Linked DNA regions of Mus musculus: region 1 is linked to region 2. Evidence: chromatin contacts called from ENCODE Hi-C or POLR2A ChIA-PET data. All regions are on one chromosome and are shown on one strand. The core of a region is the stretch at or near the end of the contact, and the rest is flanking DNA. Distances in the headings are between cores, read along the strand shown.

Region 1 (5,599 bases), core at 2,559-5,058, 140 kb before region 2:
AAACATTTCACTGCGGCTGGCTCACAGTTCAGAGGTTCAGTCCATTATTGTCATGGCAGGCAGCATGGTGGCACACAAGTAGACATGGTGCTGGAGAAGGAGCTGAGATTCTCTATCTTGATTTGTACACAATCGGAAGAGAACTGACTTGAGCTTCCAAGACCTCAAAGGCCACTCCCACAGTGACACACTTCCTCCAGCAAGGCCACAAGTCCTAATAGTGCCACTCCCTATGGACCAAGCACTCAAACACACCATTCCTATTCAAACCACCACACCACTCTAGGGTTGAGTGGGTAGATGTTTGTTTGTGTCCCCCCAGGAATAGTTCACAAAGACTCCCAAGGCTCTTCCCCACAGCCCCGTTTCTTGTTCTCAGTAAATATAGAAGGATTTGGTATTAGTTATTTCTCTCATTGATGTGACAAGATGCTTGGCATGAAGCCATGCAAGGAGGAAGGGTCCATCTTGGCTCACAGTTTGAGGATTACAGTCATCGTGTTAGGGAAGGCCGATGATGAACACAGACTCCCTTACAGTCCTTACCAGAGGTTTATTTCCAAGGCGATTCTAAATCCCAGCTGAGGAATGTTCCCATTTAACCACCACAGACCTTTTCAAGTCTGATGGCCAGTATTTTTAAACTTCAAGAAAAATAATGTACAAAATTGGGTGTATGAATACTGAAAGCCAACACACCCTGTGGGTTTTTTCTAGCGAGCCTATGCTAGGGCAGAATCCCATGGATTTCTGAGAGTTGTCTAATGGTCCTTCAGACTCTCTCTGAGGAGGAAGTGCTGGCCTCCTCCAGGTGTGAACATCAGGGCATAGTGAGGACTGTCTTCCCTAACCCTTCCAGCCACCAGGGATGACCCATCCAGAAATCTTGGGATGCTCATCCGGGGGAGTGGGGTTTGCCACGAAACCTATCACCTGCACGGTGTGTATAGCAGATCTCTAATGGCTCTCAGTTCCCACCAAGAGCACTCCATACCAAGGCTATGTGCTAACAGGTGTGTCATTGATGGAAGTCGATTTGGAAAGGCGTGCAAACCTGAGTCTGGAGAGATTCCAGCAGCGTGTGTACAGATGTGTACAGAACTCCCAGGAACTTCCTCTAGACATCCCACTGGGTCATGAAAGGATCAAATCTCTCTTTTGGCCTTTTGTGCACATTTCCTCTGCAGCCGGGGAAAGCCCTGTGTTGATGTGTAGAAGCCATGCTCTCTCTCAGATACTCTGAACCTCTCAATCTTCTGGGGACCAACCATTCAGCCATCCAACCTGTGTGCTTTTGTTATGGGAGTACAGAGATATGGGTTCAACTTCGATGATCCATGATGTCTGTGCAGACACAGCTTGGTAGGAAACCCATGGCCCCTGTGGCAATGTCTGGGTAGGACAGAGGAGGGACTCTTTTCCTGCGACTGTGGGCGGCTCCTGGGAACAAGAGGCCTTCAGTCTCCTGACTTTCCTTTGGCCTCAGCCCTTGTAGAGTGTGTTCATCTCTCTCTCTCTCTAAGATGGACACCTCCCTCTTTTCTTGGATGGAATCTATATCATGTCTAAGTGGCTCCATCAGGGAAGGTGTGAGCTCTGAGTGGCCACAGGAGGAACTATGGATCTTGTTCTTCCCCATGGTGGGGCTAGGTCCCCTCAGTGGGATGCCCTCTGGGTGCATTTGGTCCTATTCTCACCAGAGGGCGCCACGACCCTCCTTTATCACTGTCCTGACCTCTGTCCAGGCACACCTTCACTGGTGAGTCTCACAGTTCAGAACGCCAAAGCCTAGCCTTCACCATTCCTACCAGAGAGCCAAATGATCTCCTTAGGGGGAACTGACTTTTCTTTGGGAAAATGAGCAATTTTTGAGTTTGGCAACATCCTCAATATCAGTATAACAGGAACTGACCTCTCTCCTGTATTTCCATTTCAATTTAGGTCTAAAAACCAGCCCCAGCCCCTTCGAGGACAGCATGGGACTCTGCATGATTAAGAGACTCCCTGGGGGTCAGGCACGATGGTGCATGCTTGAAATCCAGGCAGCTGTACTCAGGAGGCGCACGAGTTCAAGGTTATCCTAAGACATAGCAAGTTTGAGGCCAGCCTGGGTTACATGAGACTGTCATAAAACAAACACCCAAACCTGCCAGAGATTAAAACAAGATAAAAGACCCCCTCCTCCAAAAAAACAAAAACAAAAACAGCCTCTCAAGACATGGCCCTGGCAGAAAGCTGTTGGGTACCACTCTCAATCAGACTGACGCAAGCTGCCATCCCGACAGTGGGGCACCTTCTCTTAGGAGGTAGTTTTCTTTTTTGGTCACTGTTAGTTGTTAAGTAGGAGACGGCAATTAAGGCCTTTAAGCCAACACAGATGGGGCTTACTCCGCATTGGTACCAGACAGAGGAGGGTGGCCTGGTGAAAGAATTCCTCCAGTCACAGATCATGCTGTCTACAGGACCCCATGAGTGAAGGATGCCCAGAAGAGCATTTGGGAGAACTAAATATATATAACATACGTGTGTGTGTGTGCATGTTTGGGTGTGTGGGAAGTGTCAGTGTGTGTGTGTGTGTGTGTGTGCATGTTTGGGTGTGTGGGAAGTGTCAGTGTGCGTGTGTGCATGTTTGGGTGTGTGGGAAGTGTCAGTGTGTGTGTGTGCATGTTTGGGTGTGTGGAAAGTGTCAGTGTGTGTGTGTGTGTGTGTGTGCGCATGTTTGGGTGTGTGGGAAGTGTCAGTGTGTGTGTGTGTGTATGTGTGTATGTGCGTGTGTGTGCATGTTTGGGTGTGTGGGAAGTGTCAGTGTGTGTGTGTATGTGTGTGTGTGTGTGTGTGTGCATGTTTGGGTGTGTGGGAAGTGTCAGTGTGTGTGTGTGTGTGTGCATGTTTGGGTGTGTGGGAAGTGTCAGTGTGTGTGTGTGTGTGTGTGTGTGTGTGTGTGTGTGTGTGTGCATGTTTGGGTGTGTGGGAAGTGTCAGTGTGTGTGTTGCAGAGCGGAAGGTTCTGGATTGGATATCACCTGCAGTACAGAGTTTACTCCCCCCCCCCCCCCCAGAACTCTATCTTGGGAGAATCTACATACTTGGCCCTTGACCTTTTACCTCAACCCTGACCCTTATTCCAGCTCTAATCCTCATTTTAGTCCTGTGTGTGTGTGTGTGTGTGTGTGTGTGTTTGTAAGTGTATGTATGTATGTACATGTGTGTGAGCCTGTGTGGTTTCCAACTCTCTGCTAGGCAGCTGGCGTAGCTGCACCATCTTTGCATGTAGATGATGCTACCAGAAGAGGTATCCAACCTCTATGATCCCCAGGAGGGGATGGGTAGGTCTGTGGGTGGACCCACAAATCTCCATTCTATCTGACCTTCTCACATGAATCCTGAAAAGCCAGGTAAACTTTGGCTGGCCCTGGGGTCGCCCCATTATCCCCCTCCCTCCTGATACCCGCCGCCATCACTCTCCAGGAATAGCTGCATCCCTTATGTTGACTCTTGGGTTCTTGCTCCCTAGGACTGGATGGATGTTCACTCATGGTTTCCACGACACTGTTCCTCCTGGCCACTGTAAGGAACAAGGCCTTATGCTCCTGGCCCCAGGGCCCACTCAGCACCTGGCATTCGGGGCCACCAGCTGAACCAACTGTCTGGGCCGTGAGGGTGGGAAATGCTGTTGCTGCAGGATTTGAAGCCCCCTCCCCAGAGAGGGCAGCATTGAGTGGCAGACCTCTTTGGGCTCATTTTCCTACAGTTCCTAGTAGAGATCGCTCCCTTTTCCCATATCAGAAAACAGCTGTTCTGCTGGCTCCCCCGGCATGTGCCAGCACTATAAATACCCCCCAGCCTTGGCACAGGGACCTGGGGAACTTGGGAAGTTAGAGCCCTGGGCTGTGCGGGCAGTGGGAGGGAGAAGCATTGCCCAACTTCCCCCCTCTCAGCCTCCAGGCACAGGCTGGCCCTGCTTCCCACGGGCTAGGAAACCCCCGCAGTCCTCCTAGGAATCTGGCAGAGACAGCTTCAGCAGCCCTGGTGGTGTTTAACACACTGTCTAGTGCGGTCCAGTCAGCTCCCACTGTTGGAGACAGTGAGGCTCAGTGGGAGCCAAGGCACTGGTTCCAGCTGGATTCTTATAGGGGGGAGTGTGAACAGGAAGGAGTAGCTTTTGTTCATGATAGGATTGGCTTTATTTAGGCTTGATTTTTTTTTTTTTTGATGAGTTCTTATATAACCCAGGCTAGCCCTTGAACTAACCCTTGTCTGAGCAAGGCCCTCCTGCCCTGTTGGAGCAGGTGTGTCATTGTGGGTGTGGGCTATAAGACCCTCATTCTAACCTGGAAGTCAGTCTTCTGCTAGCAGCCTTCAGATGAAGATAGAGAGCTCTCAGCTCCTCCTGTACCATGCCTGCCTGGATGCTGCCATGCTCCTGCCTTGATGATAATGGACTGAGCCTCTGAACCTGTAAGCCAGCCCCAATTAAATGTCCTTATACGGGTTGCCTCGGTCATGATGTCTGTTCACAGCAGTAAACTAAGACATGGATCTGGAACTTTCTGTGTAGCCCAGGCGGGTCTCAAACTTGTACCACTCCTTCCTGCTTCAGTTTCTTCCCCAGGAGCAGGAGAGAGGGGAGATGGCTCAGTGGGTAGACGCTCTTGCCTTGCAAGCCTGAGCACCTGGGCTTGATCTGTGTAACAATGAACTAATGACCTCAAGCTGCCCTCTGAACCCCATGTCATAACATTGTCCCCCTAACAATAACAAACAAAGAAAGAACACAAATAACATAAAGAGGAGAGAGGAGGGAGGGAGGCCTCCTTCAGGGCACCCTTTGCTTAGCTTGCCAGTGTAAGCTGAGCTCACCTGTACCTCAGCTGCCTGCTAAGATACCCTGCTCTGCTGTTCTTATGGACTACGTGAGTCAGGCGCCCTCTGGTGCCATGGTTTGCTTACTGCAGCCTGAGAGGGCGATAGCTCAGCAAGCAGATAAAGGTCCAGCCTGACAACCCTAGTTCAGTTTCCGGAACTCATGTGCTGGAAGAAGAAAACTGAGCCCTGCAAGTTGTCTTCTGACCTCCACATGTGCACGGCGGCTTGTGTGTACCCACACACATATGCAAACACTTACACATATAATAAATTAAAAATTCCATTTAGAAGTTATTCTATTTAAGCCAGATTTGCTTTTATTCTATTACAGCCTTTATTATAATACAATTTATTCATAAATTGTGAAACTCACTAAGAATCTAAGTTCTTGGATTTTTTTTTCTTCTTCTTACTTTAAGATCACCAGCCCCCTGCTATTCTTGGGATGCTTTCCCTTGTTAACAAACTAAAAAAAAAAAAAAAAAAAAAAAAGAAAAGAAAATCACTACATCTAGATAATTAGTCACTACTATAGCAAAATCAGAGGTTTAGCCATGGAAATATGAAGAGAAAGTCAGGTGTGAGTGTGCAGCCAGGTGTGATGGTGCATGCCTTTGAACTCAGAACTTGGGAGGCAGAGTTGAGCAGATCTTTATGATTTCAGGGTCCCTGTGGTCCATATGATCTAAGTCTAGGTTGGCCAAGGCTACATAGTGAGTCTCTGTCTCAAAAAG
Region 2 (5,388 bases), core at 961-3,460:
AGAGCCTCCCAACTCACTGCCAGTTCAGGTTGGGTTCTAACTCCTGCCCGCCATCTTCCCCCACTGGATAAGCTGCCAAACCAATCTACGAGCCAAGTACCAAGGTCCCGGGCCACAGCACGACCTTGGGGGCTGAGACGCTGGTACAGAACTGTGGAGGGCAGGGAGCTGGGGGAGAAGAGAGCAGAAGGCAGATAAATGGGCCTGTTTTCTCCAGTTCAGCTCGCAGTCTCATGACCTGTGCAGCCTGTGACCCCTGGGGACAGCAGCCCTCCCCTGGACAGTCATTCCCAGAGCAGGCAGGGGCTGACCAGTACTGCTCTCCTTTCCCCACCCACGACTCATTCCCTGGAATGTTGCCAGGTGATTTTTCTAGTAGTGAGCGGAGGCCTGCAGGGGTGCCAGCTGTCTAAGATGAAAACGCAGCTGCGGATCTGCTGCAGAGCTGCTCTGAGGGGCTCGCACACTCCGCGGGAGACAAAATCCAAAAAAGGTTCCTGGAAATTAAGCTCTAAGAAGTAACCCCATGAGGGTTTTCTGGAGGCTTCTTCATTCCCTTTTGCATGGCACACCCCCGACTCTCTGTCAGAGTCAGAGAAAGAAGGCAAAAGAGCATGGGGGAGCTCAAGGCCTGTCAGGCTGCGGAGGAGGCCCTCCTGGGAGAGCGCTAAGATATCAGTCCAAGTGGAAGGCAGCTCTGATTCCACTAATTTGGGGAGCAAAAGTGAGAAGAGAGTATTTTCTCCAGAGCAATAGTAAGCCGGAAATTGGGGCTGGAGAGCTGGCTCTGTGGTTAAGAGCACTGGCTGCTCTTCCAGAGGACCTGGGTTCAATTCCCAGCACCCACATGGCAGCTCACAACTGTCTGTAACTCCAGTTCCAGGGCATCTGATACCCTCACACAGACACATAGGCAGGCAAACATGCACATAAAAATTTTAAAATCATTTAAAAAAAAAAAGAAGAAGAAGCAAGAAATTAACAAGATGGGACTACTTAAAGTGCAGTTACCAGGAACATTTGCCTGGAATTAGAAATCAGGATCTAGCCTGGAGATGCTAACTGGCATGTCGCCCCAAGGAGGACAACTTCTGCCATTTGTATGCCCCTGTGTCCTTCCCATAGTGGACTCACAGGCCTACCCAAGGAACCTGACTCAGCCATGTGAGCCCTTCATGGGTCCCCTGGAAAGGAACAGGCCCCACAGGGTGCTGGCATGGCTTCTAGAATCTAACATACAGTTTCTGGACAACACTGGACATTTTCCCAGTTTCAAATCTTCAGTCACTAAGGCCCTGCCACGTGGCACACTGGGCTATTGGCAGGACAAGGTGTGCCTGTGCATAGCATTTAGCATCTGCCCATCAGTGGGGAGACCACAGAGCCACCAGGCAAGGTGCAGACTTTTGCTTCCATTGTTTCAACAGGGAGTGAGCAGGGTGCAGTTAGAAGATCCCAGGCGGGGTCAGAGCCAGCCCAGGGTTACGGCCTGCAGGCCAGTGCTAAGCCACAGCTACAGGGACCCTAAGGGAGCCAGAAGTGAATCCAGGGAGGGAAGGCTGTGTCCCAGACACAGTGACCACATGTCCCTCTTCCCTTCCCCAGGAACCTGGACACCTTGTCCTGTCTTCCCAGCCTCAGATCCCCACTTCCAGACAGGCAGGAGGCTGGCAAAGGCTGTATTCGTCACACTGTTTATCAACTCAATGTTAAGTGGTTTGCAAGCAACAATTTTTTAATGAAAATTTTTAAAAAAATAGAGGGTATCCCAGGTCTTAAGGCTGAGAGCTCCTTCCTGAGACAGATTCGTACACAGATGTGACTGATTGGTAAAGCCCTGCTGGCTGTGGATGATGGTTCAGAAAGTCTGAAGAGCAGCATCTTCCGTGGTCCTGGCTCTGAACATCACTCCTTCCTAACCCGGGGCAGAAAGGGAAAGGGCACACACAGGTGCATGCCAGAGAACACAGACAATGTCCCCCACCAACCTTTCCAATGAAATTTTATTTGTGCTTGCTTCCGGAAAGGAGATCTTTGGTATTTCCCCCACACTGGCCTCCCCTGTGCAGAGACTCCCCACAGACAGAGGCGAGTCATTCATCTGGATAAGAACGGGACATTCTAGGCTCAGGCTGGGCAGTGACTCACCGTTATTCAGAATGGTGACACAGAGCCTGGGCACCCTCTCTCCTGAGGCATGCAAGGCCCCTTGCTCTCTGATGTTGCAACTGCAGAAGGCCGAGTCCCTAAGAACTGATGAAAACGCACTGGGCTAAGACGCCTGAGAGGCAGTGAGCAAGAAAAGCGAAGAAAAGACGTTTGGCACTAAAACCCGCCTCCTGGGTGGAATGTGAGTGGTGGCACGTGGGCTCCCCCACATGGCTAAAGGTGGAACTTCACCTGCGACTACCTGCATCCAAGCCTGAGCAAAGCAGGCCAGGAAAGGACCCCAGGGCGTTCCTCTTTTCTGCCAAGGAATAGAGGTGTTCTGTCAGTCTGGGTCACTGGAGGTCAGAGTAAGCAGAATTTCAACAAGAGTGCCTTTCATACAGAGCCCTCAGCTCAGGCTACACTCTATGCACACATCTCTAGTGAAAGCAAGAATTCTTTTCCATGTGCTGTCTGGGAGAAAGTACAATCAAATAAAAGGAGAGAAACAGATTTCCTGACGCTCCTCATCACAGGAAACCTCTCTATGGGAAAATTCTGAAAGACACGGAGACTCTGTGACTGACACATAGGTAACTGTGAGGACGGGCCATCCTAACCCTTCTGGGCCTTCCCTTGTTCACATGACTCAGCAGGAGGCCTAAATGAAAACTGTATGTGCCCTGAAATGTTTATGTTGTTGGCCCTGGAGGGGACTGAAGTTAGGAGCTGCCTGTAGTGTTCCCAGTGGTACCAGGTTCGTCAGTAAGAATGGTGGAGATGCCCGGCAGAGGAGGGGCTGCTGCCAGACTTGAAGCCAGAGAGAGGTAGTGTGAGGAGGGCTAGCTGCAGTCTGCCCTGATGCTGGCAATTGGCCACATAAGCCCTAGAAAGAGGCTGTGATCTGGAGTCACCCCCGACCCAGGAGCAGACAGAGCCCTCCCGTCTAGATAGATCAGAGATGCCCGACAGCCCAATGACAGCATAACAGTTCTTAGTGGGAAAGGGAGCCCCGGTCTCTAGATCTGGGGGAACTTCTGACGTGGCAGTGTCTGTGTCTGTAGAGAGGGAGAGGCTGAGGGGTAATGGGGAATACTGAGGACAGTGGGTGTCCTCCCAGAGTAGACAGAAGCTGCCCGGAGGAGCGCTGGATCTCAGCTAGGTGCACAGAGGGATGATGGGATACCAGAAGAGGCAAGGCGCCCGGTGCAGGCTCAGGATTGTGTCTACTCTGCTGGCCTGGCTCAGAGCAAGACATTCACCAGGAGTCTCTGCACCCTGCTCCCCATCAACACTGGCCCCTCTTTCCACAGAAACCAGTTTGAAGATCGCAGGCCAGTCTTGGCAGGCCACTTTGGTTCTTTAGCGTGGAGCCTTCGCCCAGTCTTACTGTGTGTTGTAGCTACTGGTGTGTAACTGCTGGAGGCCTTAGTCCCTCTCCTATCTGGGTTTTGAGGCCAGAGCTCTACCTTGTTTCCATGTGCAGGCACCGAAATTCCCGAGAACCAGTGGGTCCAGGAAGTCGGCACAGAGTTTTGTCCTCCCTTCTCTGGGGCCTGACTCTGGTACCAGGCTCCACACAGCTGAGGCACAGTGGGCAGCTAAAGAGGAAGGCTGAGAGTGACTAAGACCAGGATGGTACTGTCATCCCAGAAAGGCCTCGTAATCCATGTACCAAACCAGCTGCCCAGAAAGAGGCACCACACCTGAGATGGGCCACTTCTTGGGTTCATGGCCCACGCGGCTCACCAACGTTGTGATCTCACGTTTTGTCCTGCCCATGACCAGGACAGCTACCTTCTTGGCTCGGTTGATGAGGGGCAGGCTGAGGCTCATGCGTTGGTGTGGCCTGAACGGGCTCTCCGTCAGCACCACCAGCTGATCACCATCCAGGCCTGTGGGGGACTGTGGGAACAGAGAAGCTGTGTGCCCGTCGGTGCCCATGCCCAGGAGCACCAGGTCGAAGCTGCTGTTGGCCACCAGGGCTGAGATCTCACTGGCATAGGTCTGAGCTCCCTGGTCCTCCTCGGCACAGAGCCGCTGGTGCAGGTGCACTGGCATCGGGTGGATGTTGTAGTAGGGTACCCTGACGTGCTGTAGCAGGTGAGCCTGCAGGCCCTGGAAGTTGGAGTCTGGATCTGAGAGAGGGACACAACGCTCATCAACCAGCCAGAGGTGTGTGTGGGCCCAGGGGAAGCTGTAATGTCCTGTGGCCAGCTGCTGGAAGAGAGCTATGGGGCTCGAACCACCTGACAGTGCCAGGTGGAACTTGCCGAAGTGCCGTACTGCCTGCACCGCGGCGGCTTCAATGTCACTGGCCAGCTTAGAGATCAGCTCCTCTGGCCAGGCGGTAATCAGTGGGCTCTGTCTATACCGGGCCCCGAGGACCTGGAAGTCACTGGGCTTTGGGACTGAGCCTAGATCTGGTATCAGCACCTCCAGCTGCTGCTGGGAGAAGGTCAGCTGACCACCGCTAAACTCAAAGTCCAGCAGCTGGCCATTCTCGGCTCCCCCTGGGTATGGGCGTGGAACTTCAAAGGCCAGGCTGTCCAGTAACGGGGTCCAGAAGACCCAGGAGGCCAAGAGGTTCTCTGTGGTGATGAAGGACTCCTTTCGGCAGTGGAAGATGTGCGACAGGAGGGTGGAGTAGGCGTCTTGCTCCCGCACAGGCCTGTAGGCGTAGTAATCAGACAGAGGACGGCCGAACAGGCGGAGCCCAGGCTGGTCCTGCACCTCCTTCCACTTCTGAGTGGGTAGTGAGGGTTTGAACAGGTTCCGGCTGACCAGAATGGCAGGGTGGCCCAGCTCACCGTGTCCAATGTAGAAGATAATCTGCTGGGGCAGGCACCGGCTCTGCTCCGGCACCCAGTGTCTCTCGCTCTGGGTGCAGTACGCCCGATTCTTAAACACAATCCGAACATAGCCCACTCTCTCATCCAAGGCCTTGCCAGACATCAGGATGAAAGGGACACCCTCCCAGCGCAGGTTGTCGATGTGGACAAGGACACCTGAGGTGGGGAAAGAGCAGACATCACAGCCTGAGAGTGACATCACAGCCTGAGAGTGAGCTTTGCAGCCCACCTTGCACCTGGCAGCCCTGCCGAGCAAGCCCTGTCTTGCTTTGCCTTCAGCGTTCCCTGCCTCTTCTCAGGCAGGGCTGGAAACAGCTTGTGGGGCTAATTCTACAGCAGAACACCAGCACTCTGAGGTCCCTCCGAGACCCTCTGGTCTAACCAGGCT

Evidence for each region. A loop is a pair of places that touch in the nucleus more often than their neighbours do. ChIA-PET counts read pairs that join two places held with the same protein, here RNA polymerase II (POLR2A).
Region 1: a loop to region 2 is called in a map of ES-E14, with 2.0 times the contacts of the local background. The contact joins two enhancer-like sites. A Hi-C loop is called at or near these places in 2 of 37 maps with a recorded cell type or tissue (ES-E14 and T-helper 17 cell). POLR2A ChIA-PET finds 5 or more read pairs at or near these places in 2 of 5 experiments (Patski and embryonic stem cell).

What each region holds. Positions count from the first base shown.
Region 1 is chr4:149,837,168-149,842,766 of GRCm38, forward strand. No RefSeq gene overlaps it. Among named protein-coding and RNA genes, the nearest start is that of Gm42354, 49 kb to the left of the region's middle. Within about 2 kb of position 3,809, at least 1 of the 3 ENCODE cell types and tissues checked has a DNase peak (open chromatin) inside an H3K27ac peak, as active enhancers do.
Region 2 is chr4:149,977,766-149,983,153 of GRCm38, forward strand. It overlaps H6pd (hexose-6-phosphate dehydrogenase (glucose 1-dehydrogenase)), which reads right to left. Exons shown (of 5, transcript NM_001291004.1): 5 at 1,709-5,156. The coding sequence ends at 3,793. Among named protein-coding and RNA genes, the nearest start is that of H6pd, 23 kb to the right of the region's middle. Within about 2 kb of position 2,211, at least 1 of the 3 ENCODE cell types and tissues checked has a DNase peak (open chromatin) inside an H3K27ac peak, as active enhancers do.